Linked DNA regions of Homo sapiens: regions 1 and 2 are each linked to region 3. Evidence: read pairs that join two places in POLR2A ChIA-PET (ENCODE). Cell type or tissue: MCF 10A. All regions are shown on one strand. Each heading gives the region's core, and the rest is flanking DNA. Links, peaks and the distances in the headings are about the cores only.

Region 1 (4,567 bases), core at 759-3,258, 56 kb before region 3:
TGAGCTGAGATTGCACAACTGCACTCCAGCCTGGGTGATAGAGTGAGACTCCATCAAAAAAAAGGGAGGAAAGAAGGAATAAAGGAAGAAAGGAAGGAAGGGAGGGAGGGAAGGAGGGGGAGAGAGAGAGAGAGAGACGGAGAGAGAGAGAGAGAGAAAGAAAGAAAAAGGAAGGAAGGAAGGAAGGAAGGAAGGGAGGGAGGGAGGGAGGGAGGGAGGGAGGGAGGGAGGGAGGGAAAGAAAGAAAAAGAAACGTTCATTCAAATAATTTTAGTGACTGGCCCAAATTCATACAGCTAGGATGGGGACAGAGTTGGAACATTGGTCTTTCTATTCTTTTTCTTGCTTCTTGCCTTCTTAGCAAGTTGAGAATTTATTGGTAGTAGGAGAATTCTAGAACATTTGTAAAATATTATAAAAGAACATTGTAAATAACAGATCCACCCACAAATAGTGGGCTATCCCCATAAATAGTGGGACATGTTTGTTAAGGTCTGCCCTGTGATTATTGACTCTAAACCAGATTCCTATCCATTTCCAAATATTCATACTTAGTTTCTGATAACCAACAAATGAAGGCTTGTCAAACACAACAAAAACACACATAGACAAATAGGAATTAATTAAACGAAAACTCTTCTGTACACCAAAGGAAACAAACAGAGTAAATAGACAATATACAGAATGCCAGAAAATATTTGCAAACTATGCATCCAACAAAGGGCTAATATCCAGAATCTACAATGAACTCAAACAACTCAACAAGAAAAAAATATAAACTCCTTAAAAAGTGTGCAAAGGATATGAACAGACATTTTTCAAAAGAAGGCATACAAATGTATGCAGCCACAAACATATGCCACCATGCTCAACAATGCTAATCATCAGAGAAATGCAAATTAAAATCACAATGAGATACCACCTTATACCAGTAAGAATGGCTACTATAAAAAGTCAAAAAACAACAGATGTTGGAAAGTTTGCAGAGAAAACGGTGCACTTATACACCACTGGGAGGAATGTAAGTTAGTACAATCTCTATGGTAAACAGTATGGAGATTTTGCAAAGAACTGAAAATCAAACTACCATTCAATTCAGCAATCCAACTTCTGGGTATGTACCCAAAGGGAAAGAAGTCATTTATTATATCAAAAAGATACAAGTACTTGTATTTTTATTGCAGCACTACTACCAATAGCAAAGATATGGAATGAACTTAAGTGTATACTTAATGGATGACTGGATAAAGAAAATGTGGGGTAGATATAGATACACACACAAACACACATACACACACAATGGAATACTGTTTGGGTATAAAAAAAGAAAAATAATGAAATAATATCTTTTTCAGCAACATGAATGGAACTGTAGGCCATTATTCTAAGCAAAATAACCTAGAAACAGAAAGTCATATATTGCATATCCTCACTTATAAGTGGGAGCTAAACAATGGGTACACATGGACATACAGAATGAAAAACAAGAAATCGAAGACTTCAAAAGGTGGGCAGGTGGGATGGAGGTAAGGATTGAAACATTATCTAATGGGTACAATGTTCACTATTCAGATGATGGGCACACAAAAAGCTCAGATTTCACTACAACACAATATACCCATTCAAGAAAACTACACTTGTTCCTCTTAAATCTATAAAAATAAAAGTAAATTAAAAATAAAAAAGAAGGCTTGTAAAAAATAAACAAGTAAGCCTCCTATCCATTTTTCATTTTAAAAAGGTAGTTTTGGGCCGGGAGCGATGGCTCATGCTTGTAATCCCAGCACTTTGGGAGGCCAAGGCAGGCACATTGCCTGAGCTCAGGAGTTTGAGACCAGCCTGGGCAACACGGTGAAACCTCATCTCTACTAAAATACAAAAAACTAGCGGGGCATGGCGGCGGGTGCCTGTAGTCCCAGACTCAGGAAGCAGAGGCAGGAGAATTGCTTGAACCCTGGAGTCAGAGGTTGCAGTGAGTTGAGATCGTGCCACTGCACTACAGCCCAGGTGACAGAGCAAGACTCCATCTCAAAAATAAATTAAAAAAAAGATAGTTCAGGCTCAAGTGCTTCCAATGAGTTTCCACCTGGTTTCCAACCTCTACTCTATGTACACAGAGAAACGCAATTTAAATGTTGTGCAATTTTTCCTAAGATATTTCCTAACTTCTTTTTGCCATCTAAGTCTTTTCATAATTACTCAAGCCTAACATACTCAACACCTTTAGTCAGTAACATTGCATAATGAAGGAAAGATTAATTTTGATGACATTTAGTAGCATTGTCTGCATTTTTAAAATACAATTCAAAATAATGTCAGTTTTGGAAAGGGAACTGAGCTACTCACACACATAGAGACACGTATATGCACATATATGCATGTGTTTATATATGTTACATATACATATACAATGTCATGTGGTGTAATGGTAATGAGGAAATAAAATGGGATAAATAACAACTATCAATTTCTTTTGTTAGAAATATTATGAATAGCCCCTCAATAACTGCATTGACTCTCCTTATCAGCCCTTAGTAATCACAACCTGCAGGTAACTGGAAATAGTCTTGTGGTTTCCATGGTAAAACACATTATGAAATCAGCCAAGAGTACTTTTCTATTAAAGTACTCTTTAACGCAAAAAAGTATTTCTTTTCAGTTAGAAAACTCACATCCTTATGTTCAATGTTCATTTGCTGGGCCAACTCTCTGTACTTCCCCATTTTATTTAAAATAATTAAATCCAAGCAACCCCAATTTGATTTAAATGTAAGCATGAGAACCAAAATAAAAAGAAATATAGAATAATTATAAAGGTATATTTTGTCATTCGTAAATTGCAAAGAGATTCCCCCTCTTCATGCCCCCTGCCCAACTGTATGAGGTGGGCAGGCCTGAGCCAAGCCATTAAAAAGAGAAAAGAAAAGAAAGAAAAAACATGCAAAGAATAAAGCGTTTATTCATTTTTATACTATTAAATGTGTAATAAAGAGCAGAAAAATATACAGAATTTAGGCCTGTAATAAATTATCTTTGGTAAGGATTATGTATCCTTACCACTACCACCTCAGAAAAGAAAAGAAAAAAAAAAGAGCAGATGCTCCTAAATTATTTCCACGTTTTTCTTCTTACCCCACCTCCACTCCTTCCCATTATTTATAAACACACAAAAGGCCTCAAAGGTAATATAATTACGTACCTAAGTACATATACATATGTAAACAAACATACACATGTGTATGATTACATACATTATAGATATATAAAGCTGTTCATCACAAAACTATTTATAAGCTTATAATATGACTACAGGCACCTGCAACCCCACCATAAACCTAATAGCTTGCCAATCAAAACTCTTCATAACTACAACACATAAACCCTCTTCTCCTTTTCTCTATACATAAGAGTATAGAAAATACCATGTAATCTCTAACTCAAATGGGAATATTTCACTAGTCATTGTAAAATCTCGAAGGAAAATATAAAGATGCTCTGACAGTCTAGGATTACCAGGAATGGCACAGTTAAATATTATAACAAAGTCCAATATGGGGAGAAATATATGTGTTTGTGGAGAGGGAACCAATAGGTCTCAAAGAGTTGGGCTATGTTCAACAGATGAGAGTTATTTGTATGAAACTGGAAGTTACATGAACACACTAACATGCAGTGAAGGAAGCACTTTCTTTTTTTTAACTTAACACTTCCCACCAAAAACATACGATTTTAAATCAACCCTCCAAATCGTCTCTTCCATTTTGCACTTAACTGGAAGAAGTCACAATTCAGTAATGGGCACAGCTCACTGGAACACATGTATGTCTTTAAGATTTCTCTTAGTATGTAATGCACTTGCTTAAGTTACGACTTTTAATAGGCAAATTGTATAGCGTGGAATACATTTAAAGTCAAGGTGACACAATTTGAAGGAAGAAGGGAAAATGGTCACTAATATAATTTCACTTAATACAAACTTACGACAATACAAATGGGTTTTTTTAATTATTATTATACTTTAAGTTTTAGGGTACATGTGCACAATGTGCAGGTTAGTTACATATGTATACATGTGACATGCTGGTGTGCTGCACCCATTAACGCGTCATCTAGCATTAGGTATATCTCCTAATGCTATCCCTCCCCCCTCCCCCCATCCCACAACAGTCCCCAGAGTGTGATGTTCCCCTTCCTGTGTCCATGTGTTCTCATTGTTCAATTCCCACCTATGAGTGAGAACATGCGGTGTTTGGTTTTTTGTCCTTGTGATAGTTTACTGAGAATCATGATTTCCAATTTCATCCATGTCCCTACAAAGGACATGAACTCTTCCTTTTTTATGGCTGCATAGTATTCCATGGTGTATATGTGCCACATTTTCTTAATCCAGTCTATCATTGTTGGACATTTGGCTTGGTTCCAAGTCTTTGCTATTGTGAATAGTGCTGCAATAAACATACATGTGCATGTCTCTTTATAGCAGCATGATTTATAGTCCTTTGGGTATATACCCAGTAATGAGATGGCTGGGTCAAATGGTATTTCTAGTTCTAGATCCCTGAGGAAT
Region 2 (4,567 bases), core at 1,598-4,097, 61 kb before region 3:
TTAAATATAGTAACTGTAAATAGTGAGATAAAGCTAAACTAGTTGAAATTTGTTATGGCTACATAAACAAATTTGAGAGGACAATACGGCTATTACACAAATAATTCAGCAAAGGCCATGCAGATTTGCTTCCTAGAATTACCAAATTTATAAGAATGAGTCCATTTTTCAGATAATATTGGAGTTCAGTACTGGGTATGTAACAGAGGAGCCTTTTTTTGTTGTTTTTTGGTGACGGAGTCTGGCTCTGTCGCCCAGGCTGGAGTGCAGTGGCGCGATCTCAGCTCACTGCAAGCTCCACCTCCCGGGTTCACGCCATTCTTCTCCTCAGCCTCTCCAGTAGCCGGGACTACAGGCGCCAGCCACCATGCCGTGTTAGTCAGGATGGTCTCAATTTCCTGACCTCGTGATCCGCCCACCTCAGCCTCCCAAAGTGCCGGGATTACAGGCGCAGAGGAGCATTTTTTAACTGAAATGAGATCATCTAAAGCCTTAACAAAAATAATGAGGAATCTGGAAAACATACCACATATGGAAAAGGTAGGCGAAACTAGAAAGAATTCGTAATTATGAAGAGTTAGGAGTCACCGTTGTCTTTAAATATTTCAGTTACCAACATTATTAAAATGGAATGACACATAATGTGATTCTCTATTAAATAGAATATTAGATAAATGCACGAATTACGAATGAGAATTATCCAACTTTGAAATGGCCATCAATGTGGAGAGCTCTCCAATACCTATAAATGTGCCAAAGGCTGGACAACAGCATGCGAGCCACTGGCTTTTTTTTTTTTCCTGAGAGCAAAGGCAATTTTGCATGGTGTGAAGTCTCTCATTAAATAATTTCCTAATCCCAATCTAATTATCAAATTATGTGAAGTAAAACTCTTAATGAATCTGGCGATCTCTCTGAGTCAATATAATCATTGAGAAACATGGATTATATTAAAACATGAAATTATACAACTTTTATTTAAAGCCAAAATGCAAGCAAAATGTTTTTTGATACATGACTTATACTGGGCACAGAAAATGTCCTTTAGGCTTACTGGTTACAGTATAAAGTAGAGCTTTTTTTTTTTTAATTTGATTTAATGATAACTCTTTCTAGCAGCAAGGCATGTTAGTGACAGCGTGTACTTTTGAGACCTTCCTCAGCACCAGTTTTTTAGCACCCAGGTATTTAGTTCAGAGTTTAGTGGTTACCCTTCCCAAAGTTTTTCATGATTTAACTTATTTTAAATATAATCTCACCGCTTCCTTTTTCAAGTTTAAACTGGTTTCATCTCCTCCCTCCATTCCTTCCTCCCTCCTTTCCTTCCTTTAATCTTGCCTCCCTCTCTTCCTTCTTTTCTTCTGACCTCCCTACCTCCATCTAACTTTATCTGAATTTACTTACATCTAGTAGACTATGTTAGTGTAATCTTTCGTGTACTCTTACACTAAGTTAGTGTACTCTTTCTGGACCTTCCCCAGAACCACAGAGTTTTGATTTATGGCAAATCTGCTCTCATCACTTTTTAAGATGTCATTTTTGTCAAAGGCTTATACAAAAGTTAAAATTTAAAGTAATTTTGTTACATTTATTCAAATACCATAATAGCAATTTTATTTGATTTAAAAAGATACTGGAATTCCAATCATTATTAGGTGGTACCTTCTATTGAAATATGTTCTTGCTATTTAATAGTTATTTTTATGTTGATCAACAACATTTTATTTGGGTAAATGTTATATATTCTTTGTGACACTTATTTCTGGCTATTTTATAATTTTGGTTGCCTTTTAAATTGTTTTATTCCAATCTTTAACTTTTTGGTTTTGATATTGGAAATAGCTGCCATGTTGACCTCTCTTACATGTGATTTTTTTTTCACATTTATTACTTGGGTTTGCTAGACAGACAGTTATGGACATGTTCTTTAATATTTCTACAGTAAGACCTCACTTAATGTCATCCATAGCTTCTTTGCGACTTTAAGAGAAATGATAGATAGGCCAGGCACGGTGGCTCACACCTGTAATCCCAGCAATTTGGGAGGCCGAGGCGGGTGGATCACGAGGTCAGGAGATCGAGACCATCCTGGCTAACATGGTGAAACCCCAGCTCTACTAAAATACAAAAAATTAGCCGGGCATGGTGGTGGGCACCTGCAGTCCCAGCTACTCTGGAGGCTGCGGAAGGAGAATGGCGTGAACCTGAGAGGCAGAGGTTGCAGTGAGCCGAGATCGTGCCACTGCACTCCAGCCTGGGCGACAGAGCAAGACTCTGTCTCAAAAAAAAAAAAAAAAGAAATGATAGATAACAAATCCAATTTCACCATAGGCTAATTGATGTAAACAAGAGTTAGGTTTCTACTGGCCACAAAAATGTCACCAAACTTCTAAATAAAAACCAAAATACTTTTGATATTAAATGTCGAAATAAATATGAGCTATACATACATTCAAGAAAGATTAGTGAAAACAAGCAAGGTTATTTACCCACTTGTTCCAGTTCAGGGTGGTAGGTGGCCAGAGCCCATCCTAGCAGCTCAAGGGGCCAGGCAGGATCCCACCTGGACGGGACGCCATCACATTGCAAGACACACTCAAACATCAATACTCATGCTACGATCATTTAGACACACGAATTCACCTAACTTGCACGTTTGGCATATGGGAGGAAACTGCAGTAACTGAAGAAAACCCACGCAGACATGGACAGAATGTGCAAACTGCACACAGACAGTCACCCCAATCAGCAATAGATTTTTTTTCTCAACAATATTATAACAAAACAATGTTGAATGAAATGGCATTATTTAAGGAACTACTGCATTTACATTTCATTGTTTATGCCTTACTACATTGACTAGCACTTTTGGGGGGAAAAAAGTCAAATAATTGTGTTGTCCCTTTCTTATAAGAGGATGCCTCTAGTGTTTTAGCAGCAATTAATTACACTTGGCCCTTTGTATCCATTAAGTTCCACATCTATGTATTCAACTAGTTGCAGATAGGAAATATTTGGGAAGAACAAAAAACAACATCTGTACTAAACATGTACAGACTTGTTTTTCTTGTCATTATTCCCTAGACAATACAATATAACAGCTATTTACATAACTTTCATGTTTTATTAGGTATTTAGTAGTACTTAGGTACTACTAAGTGCTATTTCCCTCCTAATTTTCCTAATGATACAGATCTGTTTTTCTTGTCATTATTCTTTAGGCAATACAGTATACCAACTATTTACATAACTTTTATATTTTATTAGGTATTATAAGTAATCTAGAGATAATGTAAAGTATAATGGAGGCTGTACATAGATTATTATGCAAATCTTATGCCATTTTATATGAGGCACTTGAGCATTGTGGATTTTGGTATCCACAGAAGTCCTGGAACCAATCCCCATGATTACTGAGGAACAATTGTATTTTGTTGATATTGGGATTGCTTAAATATTTACACTTTACTAAAAATTATATCAGTAATGGATGGGTATTGATTGTTATTAAAAAAAACCTATATCGAACCTATCAAGTTAATAGTATATTGTTCCTTTTCATGTACTGATTTGGTGAATTACTTCAACAGTTTTCCTATGATGCAATTGTTTTTGTCTATCCTGGAATAAGTTGTCTTTGTGACGGTAAACTATTCAGGTAATTTACTGTTGGATTCATTTTCCTATACTTTTTCAGGAGTTTTTCTTCTACAGTAATAATGATGTGATGTCTTTTTTAGATTATTCTAGTATCTTCGAATATGAATTGAACAACTCCAGATTTTTCTATGGTCTGAAACAATTTAGATACTGCAGAGATGTTTTTTGCAACTGTCATCAATTTTTCCTAATGATATCAACTACCTTAATGTTGATTTTAATTTGATACTTTTTTTTCATTTTCCTTTTATTCTTTTGTTCTGGTACTTGAGTTCAATGTAAAATTTACCCGGAATCTTGTTAAAATGCAATTTTCCTGATTCACTCTTAAAATTCTTATTCAATAAATTTAAATCAGGCCTCGTCATTTTAATAACAGGAAAAATAATTCTGATCCAGGCTGTCAATGCACCATTCTTTCAGAAACACTAGTTTGCTTTTTTCTAGTGCCAGTGCCTTGATACCTATTTAGGATATCAAACTTTTGTGGATAGTCTCTTTTAAATCTTACAGTAGACATAGATCACTATCAGAGGAAGGTTCTTCCTCTGTGTCTACTTCTTACTACCAAGTGCTTTTTCCCTCCCTCTTTCTTCTAATTCTGCAATATTGGTCATGGAGTCCATATATAAGATTTTTATTACTGTACTCATCTCAAACAAGGGATTATCTGCCTGGACCTTCTGGTCTCAGCAGGCAGATTCAATGGATGCACAGAAGTCTTGTCCTCTATTTATTTGATGTTCATTGTCCTTTGGAAAATGTACATCTGAATGGTGAGTTAATATACATAGCTCCCAGTACAACTTGCATTTCTAAGAACTTTTCAGCTGGAGTTATTTCTGTGCTTCTAGATTGTGGCATCCTGCTAATTCCGTGTTTGGTGATCTGACTTTGATCAGTAAGG
Region 3 (4,567 bases), core at 1,016-3,515:
GGGAAACTCTCCAGAACATTGATCTGGGCAAAAATTTCTTGAGTAATAACCCACAAGCACAGGCAACCAAGCAAAAACGACAAATAAGATCACATCAAGTTAAAAACCTTCTGCTCTGCAAAAGAAGCAGTCAACAAAGTGAAGACACAACACACAGAATGGGAGAAAGTATTTCCAAATACCCATTTCACAAGAGATTAATAACCAAAATATAAAGAGGTCAAACAACTCTATAGGAAAACCATCTAATAATTCAATTAAAATTGGGTGAAAGATTTGAATACACGTTTTTCAAAAGAAAACATACGAATGGCAAACAGGTATATGAGAAGGAACTCAACATCATTGATCATCCGAAAAATGCAAATCAAAACTGTAATGAGATAACCTCTCACCCGAGTTAAAATGGCTTTTTTCCAAAAGTCAGCAATAACAAATGCTAGTGAGGATGTGAAGAATTGTTGGTGGGAATATAAATTAGCTCAACCAGTATAGAAAACAGTTTGGTAGTTCATCAGAAAACTAAAACTAGAGCAACCATACAGTCCAACAATCCCACTGCTGGGTATATACCCAAAAGAAAGGGAATCAGTATATTGGAGATATCTGCACTCTCTTGTTTGTTGCAGCACTGTTCACAATAGCCAAGATTTTGAAGCAACATAAGTGTCCGTCGACAGGTGAATGGGTAAAGAAAATGTGATACTTACACACAACAGAGTACTATTTAACCATAAAAAAGAATATGATTTTGTCATTTGCAACAACATGGATGGAACTGGAGGTCATTATGTTAAGTGAAATAAGCCAGGCACTGAAAGACAAACATTGCATGCTCTTATTTATTTGTGGGACCTGACAATCAAAGCAATTGAACTCATGGAGAAAAAGAATGGAAGGATGGTTACTGGATGCTGAGGTGAGGGGTATTGGGAGAGGAGGGTGGAAGTAGGGATGATTAATAAATACAAAAAATATAGAGTTAGGAAAAATGAATAAGACTTAGTATTTGACAGCACAAGAGGGGGTCTATAGTCAATAATAATTTAATCATATATTTTATAATCACAGTATAATTGAATTGTTCAGAACAAAAAGAATAAATGCTTGAGGGTATAGATACCCTATTTTCCATGATGTGATTATTATGCATCATGTACCTGTACGAAAATATCTCATATACCCCTGAAATATATACACCTACCATGTACCCGCAAAAGTTAGAAATTTGTTTTAATAAAACGTTCCTTGTTTTAGAATGACATAAAGGGATGGTACAAAATTCAACTTTTCTAGAATTCTCATAGTATTTGGATTTTTATCATAATTTTGAATGAGGATTTAAAAATCATAGCAAATGCCATCATATCATTTCTTGAGGAATCTAATGGTCTCAGTGAACACTGTAGCTTAGTCTTAATTAATAGTCAAGATGTCATTTTTCATGGCCCCTGCAAATATTCTCCTCATACAAAGTTCATGACTCAACAAGATCTCGTGTAGAAAAAAAAAATGGTGGGCTGACAATAGAATAATAGTCTGGCCCATCATGTACACAAGGTTTATTAATTAATAGCAATGTTATTCTATTTTACTTACCACTGAGCATCTAATCTCATCAAAGTGATAAGTATGCAAAAATAAAAGTATAGGATTATTAAAGAGGGTAAATTAAAAAAAACTTCAATTTTTTGAAGACTTGTTTGTGAATAAGCTCATGTAATTTCCATGATCAAGTAGGTCAATAAGCCAACTTTTCAGTTATTTACATCTTTTAAATTAAAAAGAAATTTACTATTTTAAGGTGCGTCTTTTGTTCCAAATGAAATCAAACTTCCTTATCAAAGAATGCCTTTCAGAAATACTAAGAAAAAGCAATGAGATCTCATTGTCCTTATGTAGCAAAATGTGAGAAGTTGCACAACCTGACAGAGAATGTTCTGTAATATTTTATCTCACTGTTGTCATCAAAATGTTACAAATTAGCATCATGCCAAAGTGGATGAGGTACACTTTCCAGAAAGCACTTTTTAATTGTAAGCCGATATTAAGATAGAGTGAATTATTGATTCTTATTACTAATTAGAAAATGACACAATATAATGAAACAAAAAAAATCTTCAGTAGAGGCAGCTTATACACTGTTGCAAAAATTGTGCATGTAACTCTCAAATGTCACATGAAAATATGCACATTCAAATCATAAATGGAAAGTAGAATCAAATAATTAAATCTAGAAAAATCTACATCATTAATAAGGTCATAAAGTAAGGATATATCTGACAATTTTATAATAATTTGAAAATCTAAAATAACGTGTGTGTGTGTGTGTGTGTGTGGTTTTTTGTTTCTTTTGTTGTTTTTGTTAATTTGGGGGGTGTTTTTTACTTGTTTTTGTTTTGGCTTGCAGCATTTGCAGGAAAATGGGAGGAATAATATTTTCACAACCAGTGCAACAAGGCAATTATTATGTAATTTACAAGAATGTCTAGTGTCTTCCGAAACCTGGCCAGTAATTTGCCAGGAAAACGAAACAAAAAGCAAATAGGCTGTGAGCTTAGGGTAAGAAGACAAAATGCTGACTTAAATAAGTTTATGACTCATCACTTATCCTTGCCTTTTCTAAGTGTTTTCCTGAAGGGATTCTATTTATTACTCTTTTTATAAAGTTGACACATCTTTTCTCAGAGTTAAAATATTTCTTATTGTTTTGCAGAAATGTAGTAAACCTGAAAAATACACATTAAATCAAATGTGTGAGCTTTTGAATTTTTATTATGTATAAAAATTTGATTATAAATCTTTAATTACATCACACAAGTTTATATAAACTTTTAAGAAAAGGTGTAATATCTTTGTAAACAAGTAATATCTTAATAAAACAAGTAATAGCATAAGAGGCACATTGATTTGAAATACAAATGAGGTATGCATAAGAAAGTCACACCTAAATTTGTTTTAAAAGGTATGTAAACAGTAGCTGTTTTACTTGGAAACAAAAAAAAAAATCACTGAATATAGTCCTATGTTGATCTCATTTAAAGCACAGCTTTTTAAGATCACTTGAAAACAACAGATCTTTTCCACAAGTGTTTCACATGTAATCTATTTACTTCAATAGAAGTCACAGTAAATAAATGGAATGCTCTTTCTCTTATTAATTTATATTTTTATTTTATTGCATATTTTATGCATAACCTGGCAGTAATTTAAAAAATAAAAAACACCATATTTCCCATGTTACAATGGGATACGTGGTATTTTATGCCTGCACAGAAACTCATCCCATGAATACATATATTTCATTAATTAATAGGCCATTCCTCCAATTTTGAATATTTCGATTGTTTCCAGTTTTATGCTGTTATAAATGAACTATGAATGTCATTTCAGATACGTTCTTAGGGTAGATTCCCAGAAGTGGAGTTACTTGGTCAAAGAGTAGAACATTTCAATGCTCTTGATAAATATTGACAAATCTTTTTGCAAAGGGTTGCACAAATTTACCTTCCCATTAGCAAAGTAAGAAAGTTTCTATTTTAGCAAAGTAAGAAAGTTTCTATTTTACTATATCCTCTTTCACACTAAACAGCTTAATTGTAAAAAGCACAACTAAATATGGCATTTCATTTTAATGTGCATTTCTCTGTTTTTTAGTGATGTAATCTTTCTGTGGTTAGAATATATTTCGATTGCATCTTTTCTTGATTTTCTAATTAGTTCTTTGCAAAATATTCTCTGAATTTTTTTATAATACAACAATCAATCCATTGTTGAATTTTCCCAGTGTATTATCCATCTTTTAATTTTCTATGTGTATGTATGTGTGTGCATACAGGACACGTTAAATAAGACATTTCATTCTTTTTCTTAGAAAGACTGCTTCTTCAGTCTTATTTGTAATCTTAGGAAGGTTTTCTCCATTCAGATGTTATTTGATAAATATTCTAAATATTCGATTAATTATTTTTCTTTTTAAATAATTTAATTTGCCGTATGTGATTCTTTTACATTCATTCATCTAAAAAGTTGAGTAAAATGCTTGCTTTGCATCCAGAGGAACTGCACTAAACTTGGCATAAAGCAATAGTGAACAAAACCTGATGCAGCCCCTGTGCTTGTGTAGCTTAAAATTTGCTGCAGGAGACAGCCCTTAATAAAAGGAATGTTATGCAAAAGACGACAAAACCTAAATTAGGTAAAGGGAACGGTGAAGCAGAAAAATAATCTTTCACTCAAACAATGTGGTATTAAAGAAATTAAAATGATTTTGGTGTTGTAAGGACAAATGCAAATTAAAAACAAGATGATTAATTTTCCATGTTGAAAATATGGAGACTTCTCTCTCCTCCTTTTTCTTAATTTACTTTTTAAAAATTAGAATTGTGAAGTACATCGTCTTCTCTTTGAAATGTATATAAGTCCTTTGGAAAGCTAAGTAGGCTTTTTGTCAGCTTTATGATCCATTAATATCTTTCTTAAGAACCTGAATGCCATCTCTTTGAAATATAAAGAACAAAAGGGGTAACATCCCTACCTATCTCACTCTCTGTGGGAAAACAGGAGC

The links. Peaks named below come from ENCODE experiments on the same cell type or tissue, not always from the same donor. Only the 100,000 strongest peaks of a DNase experiment are listed, where the experiment ranks them.
Region 1: POLR2A ChIA-PET joins it to region 3 with 5 read pairs; 2 of 35 experiments call an interaction of 5 or more read pairs at or near these places.
Region 2: POLR2A ChIA-PET joins it to region 3 with 6 read pairs; 4 of 35 experiments call an interaction of 5 or more read pairs at or near these places.

Annotation. Positions count from the first base shown.
Region 1 is chr1:196,500,087-196,504,653 of GRCh38, forward strand. The region is part of intron 1 of KCNT2 (potassium sodium-activated channel subfamily T member 2); the gene reads right to left. Among named protein-coding and RNA genes, the nearest start is that of MIR4735, 80 kb to the right of the region's middle. In MCF 10A, for the core only: no CTCF peak of the experiment used is centred there; a DNase peak (open chromatin) is centred at 2,145.
Region 2 is chr1:196,494,187-196,498,753 of GRCh38, forward strand. The region is part of intron 1 of KCNT2 (potassium sodium-activated channel subfamily T member 2); the gene reads right to left. Among named protein-coding and RNA genes, the nearest start is that of MIR4735, 86 kb to the right of the region's middle. In MCF 10A, for the core only: no CTCF peak of the experiment used is centred there; no DNase peak of the experiment used is centred there.
Region 3 is chr1:196,556,065-196,560,631 of GRCh38, forward strand. All of the region lies in intron 1 of KCNT2 (potassium sodium-activated channel subfamily T member 2), which reads right to left. Among named protein-coding and RNA genes, the nearest start is that of MIR4735, 24 kb to the right of the region's middle. In MCF 10A, for the core only: no CTCF peak of the experiment used is centred there; a DNase peak (open chromatin) is centred at 2,537.